5 separate regions of the Homo sapiens genome follow, and regions 1, 3, 4 and 5 are each linked to region 2. A link is a loop called in an ENCODE intact Hi-C map of the cell type or tissue named here. Cell type or tissue: CD4-positive, alpha-beta T cell. All regions are shown on one strand. Region 1 has its middle 53 kb from the start of NEUROD4. Region 2 overlaps LOC107984515 (a long non-coding RNA gene). Region 3 has its middle 7.9 kb from the start of PPP1R1A. Region 4 has its middle 17 kb from the start of OR9K2. Region 5 has its middle 100 kb from the start of DCD.

Evidence for each region. A loop is a pair of places that touch in the nucleus more often than their neighbours do. Peaks named below come from ENCODE experiments on the same cell type or tissue, not always from the same donor. Only the 100,000 strongest peaks of a DNase experiment are listed, where the experiment ranks them.
Region 1: it touches region 2 in a loop (11-fold over the local background); 107 of 110 quality-filtered maps call a loop at or near these places.
Region 3: a loop joins it to region 2, with 2.2 times the contacts of the local background. A loop is called at or near these places in 2 of 110 quality-filtered maps.
Region 4: a loop joins it to region 2, with 9 times the contacts of the local background. A loop is called at or near these places in 52 of 110 quality-filtered maps.
Region 5: a loop joins it to region 2, with 2.7 times the contacts of the local background. A loop is called at or near these places in 7 of 110 quality-filtered maps.

What each region holds. Positions count from the first base shown.
Region 1 is chr12:55,070,562-55,075,561 of GRCh38, reverse strand. No RefSeq gene overlaps it. Among named protein-coding and RNA genes, the nearest start is that of NEUROD4, 53 kb to the right of the region's middle. In CD4-positive, alpha-beta T cell, CTCF peaks have their summits at 2,054, 2,268 (motif pointing right) and 3,259 (motif pointing right); DNase peaks (open chromatin) are centred at 2,331 and 3,281.
Region 2 is chr12:54,990,917-54,995,916 of GRCh38, reverse strand. The region is part of intron 1 of LOC107984515 (a long non-coding RNA gene); the gene reads right to left. Among named protein-coding and RNA genes, the nearest start is that of TESPA1, 8.7 kb to the right of the region's middle. RefSeq lists enhancers at 3,805-3,854, 4,515-4,704. In CD4-positive, alpha-beta T cell, CTCF peaks have their summits at 2,303 and 2,507 (motif pointing left); DNase peaks (open chromatin) are centred at 2,546, 3,766 and 4,396; H3K4me3 peaks cover 1,241 bases; H3K27ac peaks cover 1,555 bases.
Region 3 is chr12:54,594,022-54,599,021 of GRCh38, reverse strand. No RefSeq gene overlaps it. Among named protein-coding and RNA genes, the nearest start is that of PPP1R1A, 7.9 kb to the right of the region's middle. In CD4-positive, alpha-beta T cell, CTCF peaks have their summits at 2,223 and 2,429 (motif pointing left); a DNase peak (open chromatin) is centred at 2,391; H3K27me3 peaks cover 197 bases.
Region 4 is chr12:55,140,524-55,145,523 of GRCh38, reverse strand. No RefSeq gene overlaps it. Among named protein-coding and RNA genes, the nearest start is that of OR9K2, 17 kb to the right of the region's middle. In CD4-positive, alpha-beta T cell, CTCF peaks have their summits at 1,879 and 2,081 (motif pointing right); a DNase peak (open chromatin) is centred at 2,083.
Region 5 is chr12:54,747,493-54,752,492 of GRCh38, reverse strand. No RefSeq gene overlaps it. Among named protein-coding and RNA genes, the nearest start is that of DCD, 100 kb to the right of the region's middle. In CD4-positive, alpha-beta T cell, CTCF peaks have their summits at 2,905 and 3,107 (motif pointing left); a DNase peak (open chromatin) is centred at 3,102.

The sequences.
Region 1 (5,000 bases), 80 kb before region 2:
TGTTTACCTATGTAACTAACCTGCATAGCCTGTACATGTACCCTGAAACTTAAAATAAAAATTAAAATTAAAAAAAGAAATTGATTATTCTTTTTTAATTATGAAGAATAAATCATTTTATTAATTGAATCCAAGGTCTGTTATTCATGTTAAATATATCCTTTAGAAGTAATATTAGAAGAGGTGGCTAAATAATTTTGTCAATTGAGATTGCCCAGAAGCTTCTTCAGTTTTAGAAGTTGGAGAAGATGAGTTAAACCCAATAAAAGTCACTGGTTAGTGATTTATAGACAATGTCAAGTAGTCTATGAATCATTTAGGGGGTTTGAATTGGAACTCTACATATAGAAAAAACATGTCTCCTAGTCTCCCAATCACTAGTGCTCTTAGAACTTCTCTTTCATCATTTAACAATTGCAACTACAACACAAAAACTTTCTTCATTTTCAGTCCTATCCAACAAACCCAGAATCTCCCCACTGGGATTTATTATATTCATACTGTTTCTAGGCAGAAAATAGTTTTCATTAAGATGTAAATTTAATGAATTTCTGAGCAACTTGTTTCTGCTCCATTTGGCATGGTGCCTTGCCGGCTTAGTCCAGGTGCTTCCTAATCGTCATAAAAGTGGAAACAAAGAGCCGAAGACCAGCTTTAAGCAAATGTTTTCTGTTAGACTTTTCAACCTGCCAATAACTTTTTCATGTTGTTTGCTTTTTATCAAAGCAATTGGGAAAAAAAATAGAATTCCATGATCTTTAGATGAATAGATGTTTATTTTAAATTTAGGAAGTCCCTCACCATCTCATTATTTTTATCCCTAGCTCAAACATGAATGGAAACATGCTTAAGAACAGCCACGCTGATTGAAAATTTGTAAGAATTATACATAAAACATACATATGTGAACAATTTCAAACAAAAAGGGAACACAGAAGACTAAACATGACACTTAAGGAGAAAATACAGTGACATGTTATAGAAAAAATTAGAAATATCTACAATACAGAGAGATCTGGAAAACCCTTCAGAAATAAACAGCAGATGATCTTAAAAGAAGAATGATGTTGCCATTTGATTTCTTAAAGGTTGCACTGAAAGAATTGAGTCAAGAAGTTAGAATCTAAAATTTTATAACGTAAGTGTAAGGATATCATAAAAATATTCTCAGATAAACAAAGCCTAAGAAACTGTACCACAATAAATGTAACTTTTAAGAATTCTTGGAAGAAGCATAAAGCAGTAGAATAACATAATGAATAAGTTTAAAATCCAGCTCCTCCATTTGATAGCTCTGTCATTGATGACCTCAGGTAAGACATTTAACCTCCTTAAACTTTAATTTCGTCATCTTTAAAGCAGGAACAATGATAGTACATATCCCAGAGGACTATGATGATTAAATAGATTAATGTGGCCAGGCGCAGTGGCTCATGCCTGTAATACCAGCACTTTGGGAGGCCAGGGTGGGTGGATCACCTGAGGTCAGAAGTTCGAGACCAGCCTGCCCAATACGGCGAAACCCCGACTCTACTAAAAATACCAAAATTAGCCAGGCGTGGTGGCATGCTCCTGTAGTCCCAGCTACTTGGGAGGCTGAGACAGGAGAATTTTTTGAACCCAGGAGGTGGAGGTTGCAGTGAACTGAGATCACGCCACTGCAGTCCAGTCTGGGCGACAGAGCAAGACTCCATCTCAAAAATAAATAAATAAATAAATAAATAAATAAATAAATAAGATTAATGTATTTCATACTTTTATAAGACTACAGAAACAACAGTAAGCATTCTATTAGTGTTGTCTACTAAAACCTTTTGACATCATATTCAATGGTGAAAAGAAGATAAAGGCATACAGATTGGTCAAGAAGAAGTTTAAATTTCCTTATTCAAAATTACATAATTTTGCATATAGAAAATCCTAAGGATCTAGCCCCCTTACCACCCTCAAAAAACTGCTAAAACCGAAAGATAAATCTAAAAAAATCTTGGGATACAAAATTAATATATAAAAATCAATTTATTACTATATACTAACAACAGAAATTGTAAAATTAAATTTATTTTAATATTAAAAGTACCATTTATAATATCAAAATAAAGGTATAAATTTTATCAAGGATGTTTAATATTTCTACATTTAAAACTACAAAATATTGCTACAAAAAAATCTAAGTAAATGAAGATATCCTAAGGATTCCAAATTTTAAAAGAATGTGTTCCTTTGGGTGAAAATAACAACATATTGTAGGAAAATAAATCAGAGATTTTCCTAGTAAACTAGTGCATGCGGACAACTCAAACTACCGCAAGGTGGCAGCACATCCCCATGATAGCACCATCAATACTTGGCCTAGTCAGTGGTGAAAAGTCATGATGGGCTTCTGAGAGGATGTTCCTATTAAATCCTAAGTATTCGATCTACAAAGAACTAGGATCTTTTGATCAATTGAGCCCACATTTTCCTTCAGAGTCCAAAGAGGAAACTGAATTTCTGAAAATGTAGGCGACTTATCAAAGGTCAAAAATAGTTCATGACAGAACCAGGATTAGAACCTGATCTTTTAGTTTCCAGGGCAGCTCCTTCACAGTATTATAAACATTCACTGTGGCCTTTCTCTATCCCAGATCCTCTAGGGACTGTTATTTCTAAGAGAAATGATACGGTGGAATAACAAAATATGTAAACTAAGTAGTGAGCAAAATTTTTGCTTAGGTCCTCCTGATAGAGGCAGGAGGCAGAGAAATTCTAGGCAGACGGGGCGGGTCCCCGGTGAAAACCCACCTTCATGCCAAAGTGGCCTGAGACCTGCAGCCCAAAGTGAGAACTTCCATTCCTCTTTGCCCACTCTCTCCCAATTGGCTCTTTCTGAGTAATGTCTTTTTACCAGTCAAACATGGCCTTTTCCAAAACTACCTATGGCCTGCCCCCACTCCCATCCTGTGCTTATAAAGACCCCAGACTCAGTCAGTAGAGAAGAGAGGCAGCTTGACTTCACTGAGGTGGCTTGACTTCAGGGAATAGCTGGCTGGACTTCGTGAAAGAGCCAGCCGGACTTTGGGGGAAAGACTACCTGCTTGTCCCATCCCCTGTCCAGCTCCCCTGTCCACTGAGAACAATTTCCATCACTTAATAAAATTCTCCGCCTTCACCATCCTTCAAGGCTAACCTCATTCTTCTTGTCCAGCATCCAAGAGCTCAGAACCCACTGAGTGCAGGTACCCAAAAAAGGCTGCCACATTGGCTCTTTGCCCTTGCCAGCAGAGGGCAGCCACCCCACACAATGAGGCAACGGGCCAACCGAGCTGCTAAGACACTGCTGTCTGCAGATGGCAGAGCTATGAGAGCACTGCAAACATGCCCTCTGGGGTTTTGGGGTGGCAGGCACCCCCACCTGGGCACCACTGCAGGCTCCACACTGAGCTTGCTCCTGCTGGTGCCCAAAGCAGCTGGCTGGATCCCACTCACTTACTCACATGCTCTCTCTCACAAAGGGTTGAGTGTGGTGGGCCAAGTAAACAGGGCACCCCTGTCATTAGTCTGACAAAGGGGCTGAGAAAAATCCTGCATCACTCCAGACCTTTTTCTAGTTCCAGCTCTCCCTGACCTAACACTCTCCTTTCAGTATCTTCCCATTTCCTACCCCCTTTCCCACAACAAAATAGGAGATATTCTGATATCAAGAGCCTTATTCGTATTTTGGCTGAACTTCATTTGTTTATTTTGATGATAAAAGGAATGGATATCTCTCACGTTTAAGTAATATTGGGCTATAGAAGTAGATAAACCTTTTACTTGACCTTAAAGTCAGATTCTCATTAAAGCTGAACCCAGTCAGGTAACTAAATATTCTGGTTTTCCTGGGCCTGAGAGGTTTCTCAGTTCTAAAACAGGGAAAGTTCTGAGGTGGGCAACCAGGATGGTTGGTCACCCTAGCTCATTTATGTGAAACTGGGGTTTGTGGTGTGATGTACAACATGATGGACCAGACAAAACAAAATGCATCTGACCATCCCTTTTTGTACCTCTTGCCATCTCTCACTTCACTTCAGCCAACATATATAGGACTACTAAATGTAAGGCTCTGCTATGGTTTGAATGTTTTTGTCTACTCCAAACTCATGTGTTGGAAACTTAATCATCAATGTAACAGTGTTGGGAGGTGGCACCAAATGGGAGGTGTTTAGGTCATGAGGGCTCAGTCCTAATGAATGAATTAATGTTGCAATAAAGGAGCTTTTGGAAGTGGGTTCCCCTTCTGCTCTTCTGCCATGTGAGGAACAGTGTTCCTCCCCTCTGGAGGATGCAGCATTCAAGGCACCATCTTGGAAGCAGACACCAAGCCTGCCAGTGTCTTGACCTTGGACATCCCAGTCTCCAGAACTGTAAGAAATAAATTTCTCTTCTTAATAAGTTTCCCCAGAATACACTATAATGTATTCTGTTACAGCAACAAAAAACTAATCAAGACACACACTGTGCTAGGCCACAGGAATTCAAGGATGAAATATAGTATCCCTACTCTGAGTAGGGTAGCAAATTTTTGCACAAATATGATTCCTGGACAAAATTTTTACTAAATCTGCTTTAGGAAAATTCTCATATCAACCTGGCTTATTTTACAAATACAGTAAATCAAATATGTATATACCCTTTTGTGCCTATTTCTAACAAAACATAGTCATTTTTTTCAAAACTGTAGATAGCTTGTGATAATAGCTAACTTCTGCCAACTCCTTACCAATTTTCTGGAATTCTGCTCTCTGTCTGACTCTAATAACTCTTTGAGGGAAAATCTGTTATTGTCCTCAGGCTTCAAACCAGTAAATTGAGGACTAAATAAGAAAAGTACAATTAATCAAGGACAACATCATACAAATAACAGTGGGAAAAGTAGGTTTCAAGCCCAAATCTGTTGACTCTAAAGCCTATGCCCTCACCCACTCCACTGTACCACTTCTCATCTAGAGGGGATCTTGTTCTGTCAAAAACTTTCTGCA
Region 2 (5,000 bases):
TGCCTGCCTTGAAGGGTTGCTGTGAGATTTACACGAGAGGATGTACAGAGAAACAACCAGAAGAGAGATGGGTGAGTTGGAAGAGCTTAATGTATGTTTCTTTTCTCCCATATTCTAATGTTTTCCAAATTTAATCCAGAGCTGTTAGGTCTCTGCACTTATGATTGTGCTGGTTGTTCCTTGCACAAGGGAATCTGCCCAAAGGAACAAATCCATCCAAAATGTGTGATCTGAGCCTGGGCTGCACTGGCCTGATAGGAGGACATCACCAATCTACCAAGATTCGTATGTGCTAGACTCAAGGTTAAAAGATTACCTGGAGCAGGTCAGAACTTGGGTACCAGAGTCCCAGACAAAAGGAAGGCCTAGGCTGGGTGCGGTGGCTCACACCTGTAATCCCAGCACTTTGAGAGGCTGAGGCGGACAGATCACTTGAGGTCAGGAGTTCGAGACCAGCCTGGCCAACATGGTGAGACCCCGTTTCTACTAAAAATACAAAAATTAGTTGGGTGTGGTGGCAGGCGCCTGTAATCCCAGCTACTCGGAAGGCTGAGGCAGGAGATTTGCTTGAACCCAGGAAGCACAGGTTGCAGTGAGCTGAGATCGCACCACTGTACTCTAGCCTAGGAGCCAGAGCGAGATTCCATCTCAAAAAATAAAACAAACCAAAAAAAAAAAAAAAAAAAAAAGGAAGGTCTACAATGTGTCAGAGTTGAAGATAGTAAAATCACACACTCACAGTTTCTAGGGTGACATTTCTAAACATGGTTCTGATTTTATCCTATCCAGCTCAATATATTTTTGATGACTCCCAACTCTTAAGAAGATAAAATACCAAAACTAGTAGGTGAGAGTTGAAAGCTTAATAAGGAATAGGATATTGACATAGTTTGAAAATATTTAAAAGTACTTTTTAATTTAAAAAGGAAAATTATAAATTTACAGTGGAAAAAAAGAATACCACATTATATTACCAATAATAGGAAAACTGATACTACATACTTCCTGATGTGATGCACTGGGGAGACATCATCACATGTAGTAATCCTGACAAAATTGTCTAACGCAGATTGAATCACATGAACTGCAGACAAATCAAATTGAGAGATGCTCTACAGAATAGAAGGACTATACTCTTTAAAAATATCAACATCAAGTACACCATGGACACAAAGCAGGAAGCAACTTTGGGTCTACTTGAGGGTAATGAGTGGGAGGAGGGTGAGGATCAGAAAACTACCCATTAGGTACTATGCTCATTACCTGGGTGATGAAAGAATGTGTACAGCAAACCCCGCAACACCCAATTTACCCATGTAACATGTACCCCTGAACCTAAAACAAAAATTGGAAAGGAAAAAAATTCAATTTCCATGAAAGATAAAGAAAAGTAGAGAAAGAATTTCAGATTTAAGGAGACAAAAGAGACATGAAAACTATATGCAGTGTGTGATCCTACATATTATTTGGAAAACAATAAAGTCTGTAAACTAGATGATTGTATCAATGTTATTTTTAAAATTTTGATAATTATACTATAGTTATGAAAATTATTGTCTTTAATTTTAAGAGGCAAAGGGGCATAATATCTACAACTGATTCTCAAAATGTTGGGAAAAAATACATTATAATAAAGCAAAATATTAACAATTTTAAGTCAGAGTGACAGGTGTACAGAAGTTCTCTATTTCAAAGGAAAACTGTTAAAGTTAAAACAAATTTCATAACCCAAAATATGGTATTCAAGATTTCTTAGATCTAAACTTAATTTAGGTTAATTATCTTAGGTTCCACTCACTCTTTCTCATAACACAACTCACAGTATAGCCATGCTGAGCTACTTGATTTTTCCCAAACATACCCTATACTTTTCCATCTTGGTATTTATGCTCACTCAAATCTCTCTGTGAGTACAGACTACTTTTTACTCCTTAACCTTTTGAAATTCTATTCAACCCTGAAAACTGTTTAATTTAAAATGAGCAATCTGGCCGGGCATGGTGGTAGTTCATACCTGTAATCCCAGCACTTTGGGAGGCTGAGGGGGGAGAATTGCTTGAGCCCAGGAGTTTGAGACCAGCCTGGGCAACTAAGTAAGATCCTGTCTCTACAAAAAAATTAGCCAGGCATGGTGGTGGTGCCTAGTCCCAGCTACTCGAGAGGCTGAGGTTGGAAGATCTTTGGAGCCCAGGAGGTCGAAGCAGCAGTGAGCCATCACTGTGCCACTGCACTCCAGCCTGGGCCCTGGGGAGACCCTGTCTCCAAAGACGAAAAAGAAATCCAAAAAAATAAAAGGAAGAAATCTTCGATTGCTTATTCAGCTCCTAAATTCGTTCAATCTCCTGTGATACAAATCAGACAAACAGGGGTTGTCCAGATACTCCATAATTGGGTTAATTCATCAGTCTGGGTTAGACAACCTCCTGGGCAGTGGGCTAATCTGAGATTTCCACCTATGTAACTGTGAGATTAAAGAATGGGTATAGGCTGCCACCTGGTGGTCATTAGGAGTACAGTCTTGAGCTGCATAACAATATTCTGATCAAGGATGGACCGCATATACCACAGTCTCGTAAGATTATAATGGAGCTGGAAAATTCCTATCACCTAGTGACGTCGTAGCCATGGTAATGTGGTAGCACAATGCATTACTCACGTTTACTTGCATGTTTGTGTTGATTGCTCGTGTAAACAAACACTGCGTGCCAGTCATATAAAAGTAGAGTACATACATCTACGTATAGTACATATTTAATAATGATAATAAACAACTGTTACTGGAGTAACAGTTTTTGTATGTAGTTTATGTATTTACTGCATTATACTTTTATGTATAGTGCTCTGTACCTATACATATACTAAACTGCACTATACTTTTATGTATAGTTTATGTATAGTTATGTATAGTTTATGTAGTTTATGTGTTTACTGCACTATACTTTTTATTGTTGTCTTACAGTGCACTACTTCTACTTGTTTAAAAAGTGAACTGTAAAGCAGCCTTAGGCAGGTCCTTCAGGACCTCTTCCAGAAGGCATCGTCCTCATAGGGAGATGACAGCTCCATGCCCCTGAAGACCTTCCAGTGGGATAAGATGTGGAGGTGCAAGCCAGTGATATTGATTATCTTGACCCTGTGTGGGCCAAAAGTAATGTGTGTATTTGTGTCATAATTTTTTTAAAAAGTTTAAAAAGTAAAATAAAATAATTTAAAAATTAAAAAAGCTTATCAAATAAGGATATAAATAAAATATTTTTGTACAGCTGTACAATGTGTGTTTTCAGCTAAGTGTTATTAACAAAAAAGTCAAAAATTTAAAATTGTATAAAATAAAAAAATTACAGTAAGTTAAGGTTAATTTATTAATGAAGAGAGAAAAATATTTTTAAGTAAGTTTAGTGTAGCTTAAGTGTCCAGTGTTTATAGAGTCTACAGTGATGTACAGTAATGTCCTAGGCCTTCACGGTCACCTGCACCCACTCACTCACTCACCCAGAGCAACTTCGAGTTCTACAAGCCACATTCATGGTAAGTGTCCTATACAGGTGTACCATTTTTTATCTCTTATACTATATTTTTATTGTACTGTTTCTATGTTAAGATGTGTTAAGAGCTACAAACACTTCCCACTGTGTTCCAATTGCCTACAGCATTCAGTACAGTAACATGCTGTCCAGATTTGAAGCCGAGGAGGAATAGATTGCATCATATAGCCAAGGCGTGCAGTAGGCTATACCATCCGGGTTTGTGTAAATGCACTCTATGATGTTCACACAAGGACGCATTTCTCAGAGCATGTCCCCGTCACTAAGTGATGTATGACTGTGTAACAGGTTGGGGGTTCATCTGTGAAGACAGAGGTTTGCAGGGTGGGAAAAGTCAGAAAGAGACACAATCTTACTTAATTCATCTATGGATCACAATATCCACTTTTGAGATTGTTTTCAGGATTCAAGTTAAGATATATTAGTCATTTTTCGCAGAGTATTCACTCATTAAATGATAGTATTATTAGAAATATAAAACATTACACTGGGAAGAACCCTAAAGACAGTTTATTTTTACTTCCTCATTTTACATTTAAGGACTCTGAAACCCAGAAAAGAAGCAGAGTAAGGCCTAAAGGACAGGATTTTTTACTTCTCACTCCTTAACGCATAGGTCAAAAGGGACAGGTTCAGTGTAAGTATAGGGAAAATTATAATATGTAGCTGTGGAGCACTTTAAGTCATTTAAATCTCCTTCACTCCCACTTTCTCAGTTGTTCCTACCTTCTAAGGGAGGCAGGACAGGCTATGGGAGCAGGATGAGTGTTGCCAGGCCAGGTGCCTGAGAAAGATGAGATGTTTCCTCCAGTGGGTGGACAAGAGAAGTTGCCTTTTGCAGTTTGGGTGGGTGGTTACACTTCAGTTTCACTTTCTCTTGCATGTAAATCATTTCCCTCAGATTCTCTCTCTGCTTCTCTCTGATTCAGTGTCTCTTCTCTCTTTTCCTCCTCCACCTCTTCCTCCTACTCTTTCTCAAACCTAACAGAGAGAACTCTCCTTGGATCTGACACTCCTGCGCGCGCGGAACATACTCTGGGGTGCCACATGGACCATCTCGCCACCTGCAGATATCCCTCTGATCAGAAGGCCGCAGTTGTCCCATTTCCTCTGATTAACTGACACTACACTGAGGAAACACTTAACATCTTTCCAGAAACCTTGGTCTATCGTTCTGCAGTTCATTGCTGGGTTCTGCCCCACACCCTCTTCTGCTTTGACCTGTGTCCACCGCGCACCAGGGTCTCCAGTCTCCTGTGGACAGCGAGTGCAGTCTGACTTTGGTAGAGTGGCCTCAGACTTCAGCGCCTCCCCTTTGTGGAGGTGAGAGAAGAACCTAGGCTCTTAAAAAAAAATCTGCCCCTTCCTCCAATCTGTGACCTCCTGCCCCTTTCTCACAATAACCCATGTTTTCATGTTCTACCTCTAATCTCTAACCCCATATTCATTCACCCT
Region 3 (5,000 bases), 400 kb after region 2:
TCTGTCACCTCGCCTTGTTTATTCCCCTCATTGCATTTCCTATGCTCTGAAATGTTCCTACTTTTACATTTATTCACTTGTTTATATACTTTTTTACCTCACAAAAATGTAAGCTCCATGAAACCTGGGAACGTATCAATCATTATTATTCACTATTTTCTCTCCAGTACCTTGAACAGTAATTACTGGGCAAAGAGTTGAAGTTCGATGAATGAATTTGAATTGAATTCATGAGTGAATTGAATAAACAAATGAATGAATGATCAGTAAAATTAGCTACTTTTTTTTTCCTAGAAAAGAGCAAGTAAGGAACAGCGAGAGGCTAGAAGGGTTCACTCTGACACCCACCCCCGTGTGAGGTAGGGAGCAAAGTCCTCCCCTCTAATGGAAATGGGCACAGGGATGGGGCAGCCGATAAGGGTCACCTTTTCCCAGAGTGGTTAGAAGAAAAGGATGCTGGGAGGGGCTGAGAAGCCTTCTTGCTCAAAAGCCCAGTGCTCTCCCCGCTCACCTCTACAGGATTCCTGAAGAAGTGAGGAGAAGATCACCTGCCCACAGAACCTAACCCAGCATCAGAGGAAGCCTGAAGTGAGGAAGCCTGAAGTGAAGAAGCCTGAAGTAAAGAAGCCTGAAGCTATAGCGCAGAAAGGCCTTCTCAACACATGTTCAGGTAGGGGGACTCCAAAATGGGGACTTTCTTTTATAGGGGGTGGGAAAGGGTCTTATCAAAAAAACAATGTCCCCCTTCACTCCCAAACTTCCTACACAGAATATGGAGTTCCTTCACAGGGGGGTAGGAAGAGGGTCAGGACAGCCTCCATAGAGCCCTCCGCAAGTCCTCCCTTACCCAAGGAGACAGAACAGTTGAGGCCTCAGATTATAAGGCTCTAGATTAGCAAAGCACTTATTCTTTCTCCTGTTAGCTCCTTCTCTCCTGTCCCAGGGGCCCTTTTCCTTCAAGTGGAATCACAGAATCTTTCACTTATAGACTGATGCATAATTTCAGAACAACCCAGGATTCTGAAGCATTGATTTGGAAAGAGCCCCCAGACAGTTTTTGCCTGGATCCCTCCATCAGCAGAGAACTCCTTCTGCATAAGGTAGCTTCCTCCAGGCCCTGGTGGCTTAGATGGGGCCTTCTGCCTCCCTGCCAGTCAAACTTGTCTCCCTCTAACTTGTTCAGCCTGGTGGAGCAGCACAGGTACGTGGGTTCTTATTTCCACATGACAACCCTTAAAACATCTAAAGACAATCATTTTAATAATAAATAATACCATTTAATGAGAACTAACAAGGAAGTGTGCTAAGAGTTTTGTGTATATTATCCCATTCAATACTTGAAACATCTCTAAGATGTAGGAATTATTATTATTCCTATTTCTTCGATAAGGAAATAAGATCAGAGAAGTAAAGCAACCAGCCCAAGGTCACTGGAGTATTGGAAGAATCAGGATTTGTTCCAAGGCCGGACTGACTCCATCCAAAGCCCATGCTCTCACTCCCTCTATTATGCCAAGCTCACCCACCCGGCTACACAACATCGAATCTTCTTTTCTCCCAGCTAAACAACATCGAATCCTTCAAGTGTTGCTTCTCTGAAGAGTTCAAGACTCCCATCCCCCTCCATTTCTTCCAATAACCTCTAAGTTCAATAGAATCCTTGCAGCCCCAGAGCCTCAGACCCTCTTTCTGGAAACTGGGAGAGGAAAAGGAAGCTCTTCTTCTGCTAAGGTGTCTCCCCAAGGGTCCCCCAAGACCCCAGTCTCCCCTTAGTCTCCAAACACTGCCGTAGCCACCACTCTTTGCTACCCTCTCTCCGCCTCCCTTGCTAATTTCACCTCCCTTGTCCACCAGAATTCTGTCAATCTGCTTCCCCCTTATTCTCACATTATTCTTCCTGTAAGTCCTACTCAACTTTAAATTAAAAAAAAAAAAAGCCTAACTCCAATTCGCCCTCCTCTGCAAGCCTTCTCTGGTTCCTTCAGGCTGCCCCTTCCTCAATGCTCCCAAAGTCCTTATTTCTGCCTCTACAACAGCAGTTACTATTTTGCAGCTCTCAGTGTCTGTTCACAAGTCTCCCTCACCAGCTTGGCTTCTCCAGGGCAGAGAGTATGGCTTTGATCTCTGCACTCATTGCAACACAGGTGCTTAGTACACGGCTGTTAGCATCCAATGCAGACTGATTCATTTTTGATACTTCAAAAAGGAAGAATGGTGGTTAGACTGCAGAGAGCCAGGAAGTGGGGCTAATGCCAGGGAACTGATTGAGATGCCATGAGAGCTGAGCCCCAGCACCTGGGGGACATGTGGCGTCTGGAGATTGAATGAAATAATCTAGCACCAATGAGTCCAAGGAGGGAAGCAGGGTTTTAAGCAGGATCTGCTGCCCTCTGCTGGCCATTCCACCTCTGGGATGGAATGTTTGTTTTGTGTCCAGCTTTCCCTGACAAAGAGAAGCGAAGTTGCTAGTATAGACTTAGAGCCTGACACCCCTCCCTCCTGGCACAGTCTTAAACCCAGTTCCTTTTGTAAAAGGATATAAAAGTATAATTTCCAGGCACCAAGATACAACAAAGGAAATTTCAAACCGAGGCACCAAATCATCATGTGAAAAATTTTAAAAACTAGTTTCTGACCCCCTCAGCCAGATCAAGAATATAAAAGAGGGTCATAGTATGGAGGAGAGGGAGGATTCTGCGAGGAAGAAATGTATGGAGAAAACTGCTGTTAGCCCCATCCCCTCCCTCCCAAGGAAGGAGAGAGGCGCCTACTCCCTTACAGCAAACCCAGTGAGATGCCTGCACGGGTTACCCGAAGAGCTGAGAATGTGGCCCCCAGCATTGGGAACAGAGTGTTCTGGAGTCTGGGTACTTCCCAGAAGTTTAGAAGGAGAGAGAGGACTGGGGACATGTGAGCATTCCAGCAGAGCTGCTACTGAGACACCCTGCACCACAGGGTTTGCCTAATCAGGGCAGAACCAGCTACGGGCCCCTGAGAAGGAGACAGGTGCATTCCCCTGGGTCCATCTTGGATCCTGTGCAATAGGGCTACCTCAATGAACAAAAGGACCCCAGCAGCTGAGGAAGGAGTCTCAACTCCTGGGACACAGGTGAGGTGAACCCTGAAGACCCAGGAAAACGCCTGTCAGAGAATAATCACCAGAGAACACAGAGAAAGAGCCTGAGGGTGGTATCAGCTGATGGAGGAGGCTGAGTACCAACTGATGGAGGAGGCTGAGTACCAACTGATCTCAAAACTGATCTACCCCTGCCAGTCGGCTCTGCACCACCCCACCCCTCACCAACACACCTCACTCTGAAACAGCTTCTAGTGAGGGCGGGGGAAAGGCCGGGCTAGGGGCAGAGCAGGAGGGAGAGCAGGACAGAGAAGTGGAGCAGAGCCAGCCACTCACTCCCTGCTTTCCCACACAAGCTTCTGACTGAAGCAGGGCCCAGCAGCCTGGAGAAGTGACACTAAATGGTTTCAGGTTTTGATTCATATATTAGCCTGGTTGTTCTAATTTCTGAATAGAGACTATCCCTCACCTGAGAGTGAGCAGCAAGGTTCAGAGGCTTTCCTGGGTTTTCGCCCAGAAGCAAGGAAAACTTTACCCCTATCCACCCCGCAATAAAGTATAAAGGAATGCTGGGAAACAACAAGTATCATGAAACTAAAATGCATCTTGGACTATGTAAGCAAAATGCAACTTCATTTTTTCATCATACGACAAGTTGTGATTGTTCATCACACACGTTACAGTCTCCCCTTCCACTGGGACTAAGTTACAGGGACCCAAAGTTTTCCCTTCCAAGTCCTCCTCTCAGCCTTCTTTTTTCCAGTCTAGACCACCGGTCCTCCCATCTCTTCCCCGTCTTCACCACCAGTAGCCTCCTCTTTAAGGCCTCTTGAGACCAGCCCAACCCCAACCAGGGATTCTGAACACATCCTCGTCTTCTTGGGGAGGGGAGAGAGACAGAAGGCTACTGGCCTCCTATGCCTGCTCTGGCAGGACCCCCTATCCTAATCTTAGAGCACTCACCATCTCCCTGCCCTGTCAGGCACTCTCACCATCTGTAGTAGGTTGATTAGTGTCTCCCAAAAGTTCATGTCCACCCAAAATCTCAGAATACAGAAATAAGGTCTTTGCTAATGTAATTAATTACAATTTCAAGATGAAATAATACTGGATTTGGGGTGGGCCCTAAATTCAATGACTGGTGTCCTTGTTAGAAGAGGAGAGAACACAGACACACAAGAGGGAAGAAGGACCAGGCACAGTGGCTCACACCTGTAATCCCAACACTTTAGGAGGCCAAGGTGGGTGGATCACCTGAGGTCAGGAGTTCGAGACCAGCCTGACAAACATGGTGAAAACCTGTCTCTACTAAAAATACAAAATATAGCCAGGCGTGGTGGAGCACGCCTGTGGTCTCAGCTCCTCGGGAGGCAGAGATTGCCGCGAGGTGAGATCACACCACTGCACTCACTCCAGCCTGGGCCACAGAGCAAGAACTTGTCTCAAAAAAAAAAAAAAAAAAAAAAAAAAAAAAGAGGGAAGAAGGCTGTGTGAAGATAGAGGCAGAAATCAGAGTTATGCTGCCATAAGCCAAGGAACACCAGAGCCACTAAAAGCTGAAAGAGGCACACAGAATTCTTCCCTAAAGGTCTATGGCACTGCTGACACCTTGAATTCAGACTCCTAGCCTCCGGAATTGTGAGAGAATTAATTTCTGTTGTTTAAGCCACCCAGTTAGTGGCACTTTGTTACAGCAGTCCTAGGGACTTCTCACTTCTCACCCCTTCTCCAGCCACAGCAACAAGCAATGGCTAACCCTTGGCAAGAGGGATGCAAGGTTTGGGCTGGGGCTGGGGCCCAGTACCCTCTGCCAAGCCTGGGAGGACGGGGGAAGGAGGACTGGGCTATAACTTTCAAATGACTCCCCTATACACACTCCCCTGCTGAGCAGCCCCAAGAGAAAAGCAGGCATCTGCTCCCCAGT
Region 4 (5,000 bases), 150 kb before region 2:
GAAAAATATATAAATCATGGACACATTACTTATTATCAAAAAATCTTTATTTTTTAACCTTAAAAATTTAAATAACTTATCTAAAATGTAAAATTTGGGATTTAGAAGATCATTTATTAGTTTTTGTGAATTTCACTAATTTGGAAAGCACAATACCTAAAATACCGTATCAAAATTTATATTTGATGTTAAAAAACTGGTTTTAATAATAAATATTTTCAGGACAACCTTATAGGGATTTGAATAAGCCAATTTGTTCATGATAAATCTCTTCATTTATATACATCCTGCTGTTTCTCTGCTTTTCTGGAGAAGTTTGACTAATACACTTTCATTGCAAAACAAGGAACTTTATTTCATTATTTTTATATACAATAAATAAAAATTACCAACATAAAATAAATAAAAACTATGATCAATAATTTGATGATAAAATAATTAAAAATTAAAATGTAAAGAAAAGCAAAAAAATTGATTTAGACAACAGTAAAAAACATGTAGTGAACTTTTAAGTTCTTTCAAACTATTGCATAAGAAACTCTATTGAACATTTGCATACTTTTTTGAATAAAAAGTAAACAAACAGGCTGGGCGTGGTGGCTCACACCTGTAATCCCAACACTTTGGGAGGCCAAGGCAGGCAGATGGCTTGAGGCCATGAGTTTCATACCAGCTTGGCCAACATAGCAAAACCTAGTCTCTACTTAAAATACAAAATTTAGCCAGGCGAGGTGGTACCTGCCTGCAATCCCAGCTACTTGGGAGGCTAAGGCATGAGAATTGCTGGAACCCAGGAGGTGGAGTTTGAAGTGGGCCAAGATCGCACCTCTGCTGGGCGACAGAGCCAGATGCTGTCTCAAAAAAAAAAAAAAAAAAGAAAAAGAAAAAGAAAAGAAAAGAAAAAGAAAAAGAAAAGAAAGAAAGAAAATAAAAAACATTAATAAATTTAAATCATCTAATTAAATATGTCAGTGGAAAAATGATTTTGTCTTCTTGAATAATGGAGTTATTGAATATAAAAAATATCAGAGAGCATTAAAGGAGCCAGAAAACTTCAAATGTTGATAATAGTTATCAGAAATTTGAAGAGAATTCAGCACTATAGAAATTTTGCTGAAAAAAATTCTTTTGAACACCACATCATGTGATAACTTTTCATTTAATGGGACAACTTTTGTAATGGTTTGGTCTAGTCTAGTTGTTTCACATCAAACTGTGGCTCAGACAGTATTTAGTGGTAAGATGTAAATCCAAAGATTCCCCCAATAATTTGTAAAAATCAATAGATTTGCTAAAAATTTTATCATTCATTAAGCAGTTTACTAAGATCATAAAAGGGACTTTTTATTGATTTACGTATTGATATATAAGCATTTGTATATATCAATTACTGAACAGCTGTTAAATATTTTGATTATAACCCCTTCTGTTAACCACTAAAATCATTCCTCAAAACTCTTCCCATAAAAAACACTTGTCCAGATGGCATCTTGTCAGTTTTTGCAAACCTTCAAGGAGCAGAAAATTTCAACCACCTCTTTAGAATAAAAAGAAGAAAAACTTCACCTTTTAATGATGTAATACAAGCTTGAGTCCAAAAGGTGCCATGGTTATTATGAGGAAAATAAATAATGTTCTGTCTTGATGATGAACATATACACAATTATAAATGAAGTTCAGTGAAACTCCATGAAAATGCACCTCAGAATAAGACAAGTTCAGATATAATGTTACTGGCAAATATTTTCCATTTTCTCTTCATCCCTTTTCTGGAACAGGGATGAAATCTTACAGGAATTATTTTCAGTGAGGGAAAAAAACAAAAGGAGGGGAGGGAAAACAAGGCAGACAGTGTCAGACAACTTTATCTTGGGAAACAAGGAGTTAGAGGGTGGCTCGCACAATTCCATTTATTTTCAACCAATCTTCCTTGCTCAGGGTAATATGGTGGGGATGAAAACCAGGTTTCTTGGAAATAGTTAGATTTCTTACCATTGTGCTCGAAGTTCCATTCTTTACAGTACCCAGAATCTTTAGATTTCATGGCAGTAGACAACAGCCACCAGATGGCAGCAAACTACAATTGAGTACAGGATTTCCTTCTGGAGCCACAACTACCCAGAAATCCTGAGCAGTTCCGCACATCCTGGATCACACCATTTACTTCACAACAAGATCCTTACTCTTAAGGGGAAAAAAATACATTTTGAAACTTTTTTGTTATGTTAAAATAGGATTTAAAATGTAAAAAAGTGTAGTGCATTATGAAAAAGTTGATTATATCTCAGAAATGTAAAGTTGGTTTAATATTAGAAAACCAATTAATATAATTCACCACATTAATAGAAAAAGAGATAAAACTGATTGTATTATCTCAATAGATGCCAAAAAGGCACTTGATATAATCAGAAAGATGCAAAAATAAGTCCACAATGAGATGATGCAATATCATGACCATAATTGTATAAAAACATTTTAAAATATGATTGCTACCAGCTATTGGCAAGGATATCAATCAATGTGGCATGTAATATGATGATGATAGGAACTAAATGATTTGTTATTATCTTCTAAAATTAAGAAATGCCCTATGGTTCTGCATAGTTTATGCATATATATGTGTGTATACATATGAGTCAGAAAACAGTGGTATGATAACATCAATGCCCTGAGACAAATAGCTTTACACCTAATGTTGTATATCTGTTGTGGGGGAAAGCATTTCAAATTGGTAAAAAAAAGGATTTCAAATAAATAAATAAGGAAAACTTATGAGCAAGTATCATTTACCAATGCAGCTTTAAACATACGTGTATCAGAAGGGATGATTACCCTAAAAAGAATATGTGAGCTCAAGAATAAATATTCTGTTAAAATGTTAAGCATTTGATGAATATGTAATATATTTCATACATATGTATACACACATATATATGCATAAACTATGCAGAACCATAGGGCATTTCTTAATTTTAGAAGATAATAACAAATCATTTAGTTCCTATCATCATCATATTACATGCCACATTGATTGATATCCTTGCCAGTAGCTGGTAGCAATCATATTTTAAAATGTTTTTATACAATTATGGTCATGATATTGCATCATCTCATTGTGGACTTATTTTTGCATTTTTCTGATTATATCAAGTGCCTTTTCGGCATCTATTGAGATAATACAATCAGTTTCATCTCTTTTGGGAATTCAGCCATCAGTCTAAGTTTTCCTTTACTAAACTTATCTTTATTTTGTCTTTCCTTCTGGCTTCTTCTCTTTGTCTTTGGTATTGTGCGTTTTCACTATGGTACATTTTTTGTAGTGTACCTTCTGTTTGGCATCATTTTACCAACCCATATTCTCTTTCTTTAATTCCATCATTTCCACTGGACATATTGCAGACTCTCTAACACTATTGGTATCATCTATCTCTGTCTCTTTTTGCTGTTTTTTTTTTTCAAGTATCCTAATTCTTTCTTCAGTTATCCTTCATCTGTATTTACATTTTCAATTTTAAGGTAAACTTTGTTTTACTATTAAGCTTTTAATTTTACTTTTTTTTGTTTCTAGAAGTTGTACTTATTTTTTAATCTGGTCATATATTTTAGTTTCTTTTTCTTACCAATGCTAACGTGTTTAAAGGAAAGGAAATTTTTCATGTTTTTTTATATATTTCTATTTATTTATTTGGTCAAATGATACTTCTAAGGTCTTTGGGAAATTGCCACACTGTTTTCCATGATAGCTGAACTAATTCACATTCTCATCAGCAGTGAATAAGCCTTCCCTTTTCCCCACAACCTCTCTGGCATCTATTTTTTGACTTTTTAGTGATAGACATTTGGACTAGTATAAGATGGTATCTCATTGTGGTTTTCATTTGCATTTCTCTACTATTTCTCTAATAGTAGTGTTGAGCATTTTTTCATATGCTTATTGGCTATGTGTATGTCTTCTTTCAAAAAGTGTTCTTCATGTCTTTTGCCCACTTTTTAATGGGGTTATTTGGTTTTTGCTTGTTAATTTGTTTAAGTTCCTTATAGATGCTGGATATTAGAACTTTGTCAGATGCATAGTTTCTCCTATTCTGTAGGCTGTATGTGTACTCTGTTGACAGTTTCTTTTGCTGTGGAGAAGCTCTCTACTTTGATTAGGTCCCATTTGTCAATTTTTTATTTTGTTGCAATTGCTTTTGGCATTTTGTAATGAAATCATTGCCAGGGCCTATGTCCAGATTGGTATTTTCTAGGTTATTTTCATTTTCCAGGATTTTTATAATTTTAGGTTTTACATTTAAGTCTTTAATCCATCTTGAATTTATTTTTGTAGATGGTATAAGAAAGGGGTCCAGTTTCAATCTTCTGCATATGGCTAGCCAGTTATCCCAGCATCATTTACTGAATAGGGACCCCTTTTCCCATTGCTTGATTTTGTTTATTTTGCCAAAGATCAGATGGTTGTGGGCATATGACTTTATTTCTGGGCTCTCTATTCTGTTCCATTGGTCTATGTGTCTGTTTTTGTACTGGAACCATGCTGTTTTGATTACTGTAGCCTTGTAACATAGTTTGAAATTGAATAACCTGATGTCTCCAACTTTGTTACTTTTGCTTAATATTGCCTTGCTATTTGAGCTCTTTTTTGGTTCCATATGAATTTTAAAATAGTTTTTTCTGATTCTGAGAAGAATATCATTGGTAGTTTGATATGGATAGCATTGAATCTGTAAATTGCTTTGGGAAGTATGGGCATTTTAACAATATTGATTCTTCCTATCCATGCACATGGAATTTTTTCCATTTGTTTGTGTCATCTCTGATTTCTTTCAGCAGTGTTTTGTAATCCTTGTGATAGAGATTATTCACCTCCCTGGTTAGCTGTATTCCTAGGTATTTTATTCCTTTTGTGGCTATTGTGAATGGGATTGCATTCTTGGTTTGGCTCTCAACTTGAATATTGTTAGTGTATTAAAATGATACCTATTTTTGTACAGTGATTTTTT
Region 5 (5,000 bases), 240 kb after region 2:
ATCTACCATTCAAATTAAAATAGTTTTCATAAGATATCCCCCCAAAAAGGAATGTATTTCACTAAAATTATATAAGCATGTCCAAATTTGTTATTCACAGGTTCACTGATTTTATTCCTCAGATTCATAGTATCATTTGCTGGTCTCTGATTGCTGTACAAACTCCTTCCTCACTGTTTCTATTGACAACTGATACCTGACTTATTCTCTAGGAGTGCTGCTCTGAATGATCAAAGCTCAGAACAAGTATGAAGACATGTTTTCAGTGGGTAGAGGCAATGGGGAAATTCTCACTTTGGCTCTTTCTCCTCTAACATTTATAGATTTAAACTGTCATTGTACTAATGTAGTAACTTCTAAAATTCAATCTTGAGCAAGAGCAGAAGGGGGCCATTTAGGCCTGGAGTCAAAGGAGATACTCTGTGGCCCAGCCCAGTGATTCCTAAACATTTACTCACAAGCACCCTAAAAAGATGTGGAAAAACTATATCTCCTCTCGTACATTTTGTAATTGGCATTTAAGATTTTTAAAGAAACTATTTAAGCTTAAATAGTTGCAAGTGATATAACTTCTCGCACATTATAATACTGACATTTTAAATAAAACTGCTACTTCACTCTTTTAAATGTATCCAGCGGAATCTAAATGCCATAGCAATTTGACACCCACCATCAAACATTTTTAAAAGACAAGGTACTTTTAAAGCTAAAAATTTCAGAAGATTCTTTTTTCTTCTTGAACTTGTATTTATATTCTATCCTCCCACAGAATTTTATCCTAATATATATTTGTACTTGAAAGTGTTATTGATTACCTCATCATATTCTTCTGCAATGAACATATGTATATTATTTAAATTTTTCTGTTGCCATAAGTTTCCAAATGCTAAAAATTTACTTCTGATACAATTTTTATTTATTCACTGTTGATCAAAATAGTACATGTAACTTATAAATCCTGACAAATATCAAACATAACATTGGAAATGTATCTCATAGATGGGACTTTCTCCAATTAGTTCATGAAGCTAAGAATGAATGTTACTTAATTATACAGAGTTCAGCATCAAAGCTACTTGTATTTCCTACTTTTATTTGTAAGCACTGACAATATCATTTCAAATAAATCAGTTGACAAAAATAGATAAACGTTTTCAACAATGTAACTCAATTCTTTGAACCCTTTTTAAGTTATATGTTTGAAACATCACATAGACATCTATTACCAAAAAAGTAAAAGTCTATTAGTTGACAAAAAGTTAGACACCACTTGATTTGGAAAATGACTGGTTATTCAGTCGTTAAAGTCATTCACTTTCTTAACACTGGCACCATATTTCAAATATCCCTCTGATGTCTTAGAGATTTTTTTGCATCAGTGTAATGCATCTACACCGTTCTGCATAGGTGAGAAACTTGCTTTTCTTTTTCAAATAGAAGGATAATTGGAAAAGCGAGAAGGGAAAGACACATCAGCAGGATTTCTTGGTTACAGGCTGGTTCTCAGGCAAACAAATTTTAGAAAAGAGTATGTGGAAACTGAGTATCTGGAAATGTATTCCCTTTAAGCTACCAGTAGCAGTATATAGCCAAGGTGTGCATAAGGATTACTGGTATCACAGTTTCCTAGACATCTCTACTTTAGGAACCACGTGCAAGATAATAAGCAGTTCAATCAATCTAATCCAATAACTATTTAATAGCTGGCTACAGGTTGTGAAATAACAGGTTGTAAAAATGTAAAACAAAGAATAAGAAGAACATGATTTGGGCCCTCCCAGAAAGAGGTAGTCGAAAAGCTCTGGAAAGACAAATAGGAGTAGGGACACTAGATGATGAGGATGCGAGGGCTTAAAATACAGCAGATGATGGAGCAAGTACTGGAGGCGTCCACGTGTGCCAGGAAAGTCTGAAAGTGAGGAAGGTGGAAGCTGGTATAGGTGGAAAAAAAAAGATCCTTTGTTTGAATGTGAAATGTGGGATCAGGAGCAGTCTCCCATTAAGAGGTTTTAAAAATATGAGCATCTACAAGAGAGAGACAGACCTCAGTCAAGGAAAGAAAGTAGGGAGGTTGTGCCATTGCACTCTAGCCTAGGCAACAAGAGCAAAACTCCATCTCGGAAAAAAAAAAAAAAAGAAGAAGAAGAAGAAAGTAGGGAGGAAGCAGTTGTTAAAAGGAGTTTGTTAACCACAAACCAAAAAACCTTGCTGCTTTGCTTTTCTTGACTCTTTTGCACATTTATCTTTCTAAGGAGCACTTGCTTAGAAGAAAAATGGCTTGGCCAAGGCAGAATATTCTTTGATTTTTCTGGCATAAAAACCTTCTTGGGAGCTATGGCAGTAATTGTAAATGACATGATGCTGGAAATATCCTTGAGTTCCTTCAAGAGAGAAACAGAATGAGCAGAACAGGTGAGTAAGGCTGTAGGAATGTGATACCATGGTAGTGCCCATAGGTAGCACCAACACTAATGTAGCATCAAGATGCCAGGATTCCCGGAACCACAGGAAGGGAGAAAGTCAGAATTTTAAGCTTCATCTATAGACCCAAAGGGAGAACAAGGAGGCTTCAGTAAATCCCTGGGGTGGGGTAACGATATTAGTGCTTTTGATGCAATTATTTGAAAAATGAAACACTTTATTTCCATCGATAGTTGGATGTGTTTCACCAATAAGCTTTTTTTAATCGACAAATAATGATTGTATATATCTATGGGGTACAGTGTGCTGTTTTGATATATGTATAGATTGTAGAAAGATTAACTCAAGCTGATTAATATATCCATCACCTTCCCTAAATAAGCTTTTGACGTAGGTGCTGAAACTGAAAATGTAACCAGTGCCCAGGGTCTGAGGCAGCTGCAGAGGAAGCCACCCAGATTCCACCCACACCCACCCTCCCCAGAAAGGATTCATGTGGCTGTAATTGGGGAAAAAAAGAAATATTCTTAAAAGCTAATTTCTCTGTAGGATCAGGGTGCAGAATATGCAATTTAGAGACATAACTTTTGTATGGAGATATGAAAATGGGAGGAAAACAAAACCATTCAATAGAGGGCATTTTCTATTACTGGCATTGCATTAAATTGGGCTATACTGCCATCTGCAGGTCACTGTAAAACTGTGCAGTAACGAAACTTAAGACGCTGTATCCAAAAGTAAAATCAGGAAGAATGAACAAGCAGCAGAGATAAACTCCATTGCACTGTGTTCGAATTAACTGATTTCAGTTCTACATGGATATATTAAGTAAGCATCTCTGGAAACATCAAAGAACATGTATAATCAATTGTTTGGTCTCAAGTGAATGTATGTGTAATATTTTTTCACAGCATCAGCTACTTTACCATCTTTGCCATCAGAATAATGGTAGAGTGCAGGCTCTAAGCCAGGCTGCCTGAGTTTGAATCCCAACTTGACAACTAGAAGATCTTGGACAAGTTATGAAACTTTCTCTTGGCCCCATTTTCCTCATCTAAAAAATAAAGGTAATAATAATGCTTAATTCAAAAGATGAGTTTGAGAATCAAGCTAAATTGTACATGTAAATTGTTTAGAATAGTGCCTGGCATATTGTAAGTGATCAATAAATTTTAACTATTATTCTTCCAAGAAGCTGACCATAAGTTTGTTAAACACATGGGATAACAGGAGAAAAAATAAAGGTTAAGAGTCCCAATCCCCCTCACCATCACTCTTGCCCAGAAAAGAGGAATATGCTACGAGTTTATGATTGGTCAGATCCCAGGATGCTATATAGAAAATTGGGATATTAACAGGCCTCTACTTGTGAGTAACACTAATTTAGTTTCTTTTTTTAATTATTATTTCAACAGTTTGGGGAACAGGTGGTGTTTGGTTACATGGATAAGTTCTTTAGTGGTGAGATTTTGGTGCACCTGTCACCCGAGCAGTGTACACTACACCCAATGTGTAGACTTTTATCTCTCACGCCCCCCCACCCTTCCCCCAAGTCCCCAGAGTCCATTATATTATTTTTATGCCTTTGCGTCCTCATAGCTTAGCTCCCACATATCAGTGAGAACACACAATGTTTGGTTTTCCATTTCTGAGTTACTTCACTTAGAATAATGGTCTCCAACTCCAGCCAGGTTGCTGTGAATGCCATTATTTCATTCCTTTTAATGGCTGAGTAGAATTCATATATGTATTCCATGGAATTATATATATTATATAATATATATATAAAATATCACATTTTCTTCATCCACTCGTTCATTGGTGGGCATTTAGGCTGGTTTCATATTTTTGCAATTGCAAATCGTACTGCTATAAACATGCATGTGCAAGTATCTTTTTCATATAATGGCTTATTTCCTCTGGGCAGATACCCAGCAGTGGGATTGCCGGATCAAATGGTAGTTCTACTTTTAGTTCTTTAAGGAATCTCCATACTCTTTTCCACAGTGGTTGTACTATTTTGCATTCCCAGCAGCAGTGAAAAAGTACTCCTTTTTCACCACATCCACGCCTATAATTTTTTTTATTTTTCAGTTATGGCCATTCTTACAAGACTGTAGTATCACACTGTGGTTTTAATTTGAATTTCCCTGATCATTAGTGATGTTGGGCATTTTTTTATATGTTTCTTGGCCATTTGCATATCTTCTTTTGAGAATTGTCTGTTCATGTCCTGAGCCTACTTTTTGATGGGATTATTTGTTTTTTTCATTCTGACTTTGAGTTACTTGCAGATTCTGGATATTAGTTCTTTGTTGGATGCATAGTTTGCGAATATTTTCTCCCACTCTGTGGGTTGTCTGTTTGCTGATTATTTGTTTTGCTGTGCAGAAGTTTTTTGTTTTAATTAAGTCCCATCTCTTTATCTTTGTTTTTGTTGCATTTGCTTTTGGGTTGTTGGTCATGAACTCTTTGCCTAAGCCAATGTCTAGAAGACCTTTTCCTACATTATCTTCTAGAATTTTTATGGTATCAGGTCTTAGATTCAAGTCTTTGATCCATCTTGAGTTGATTTTTGT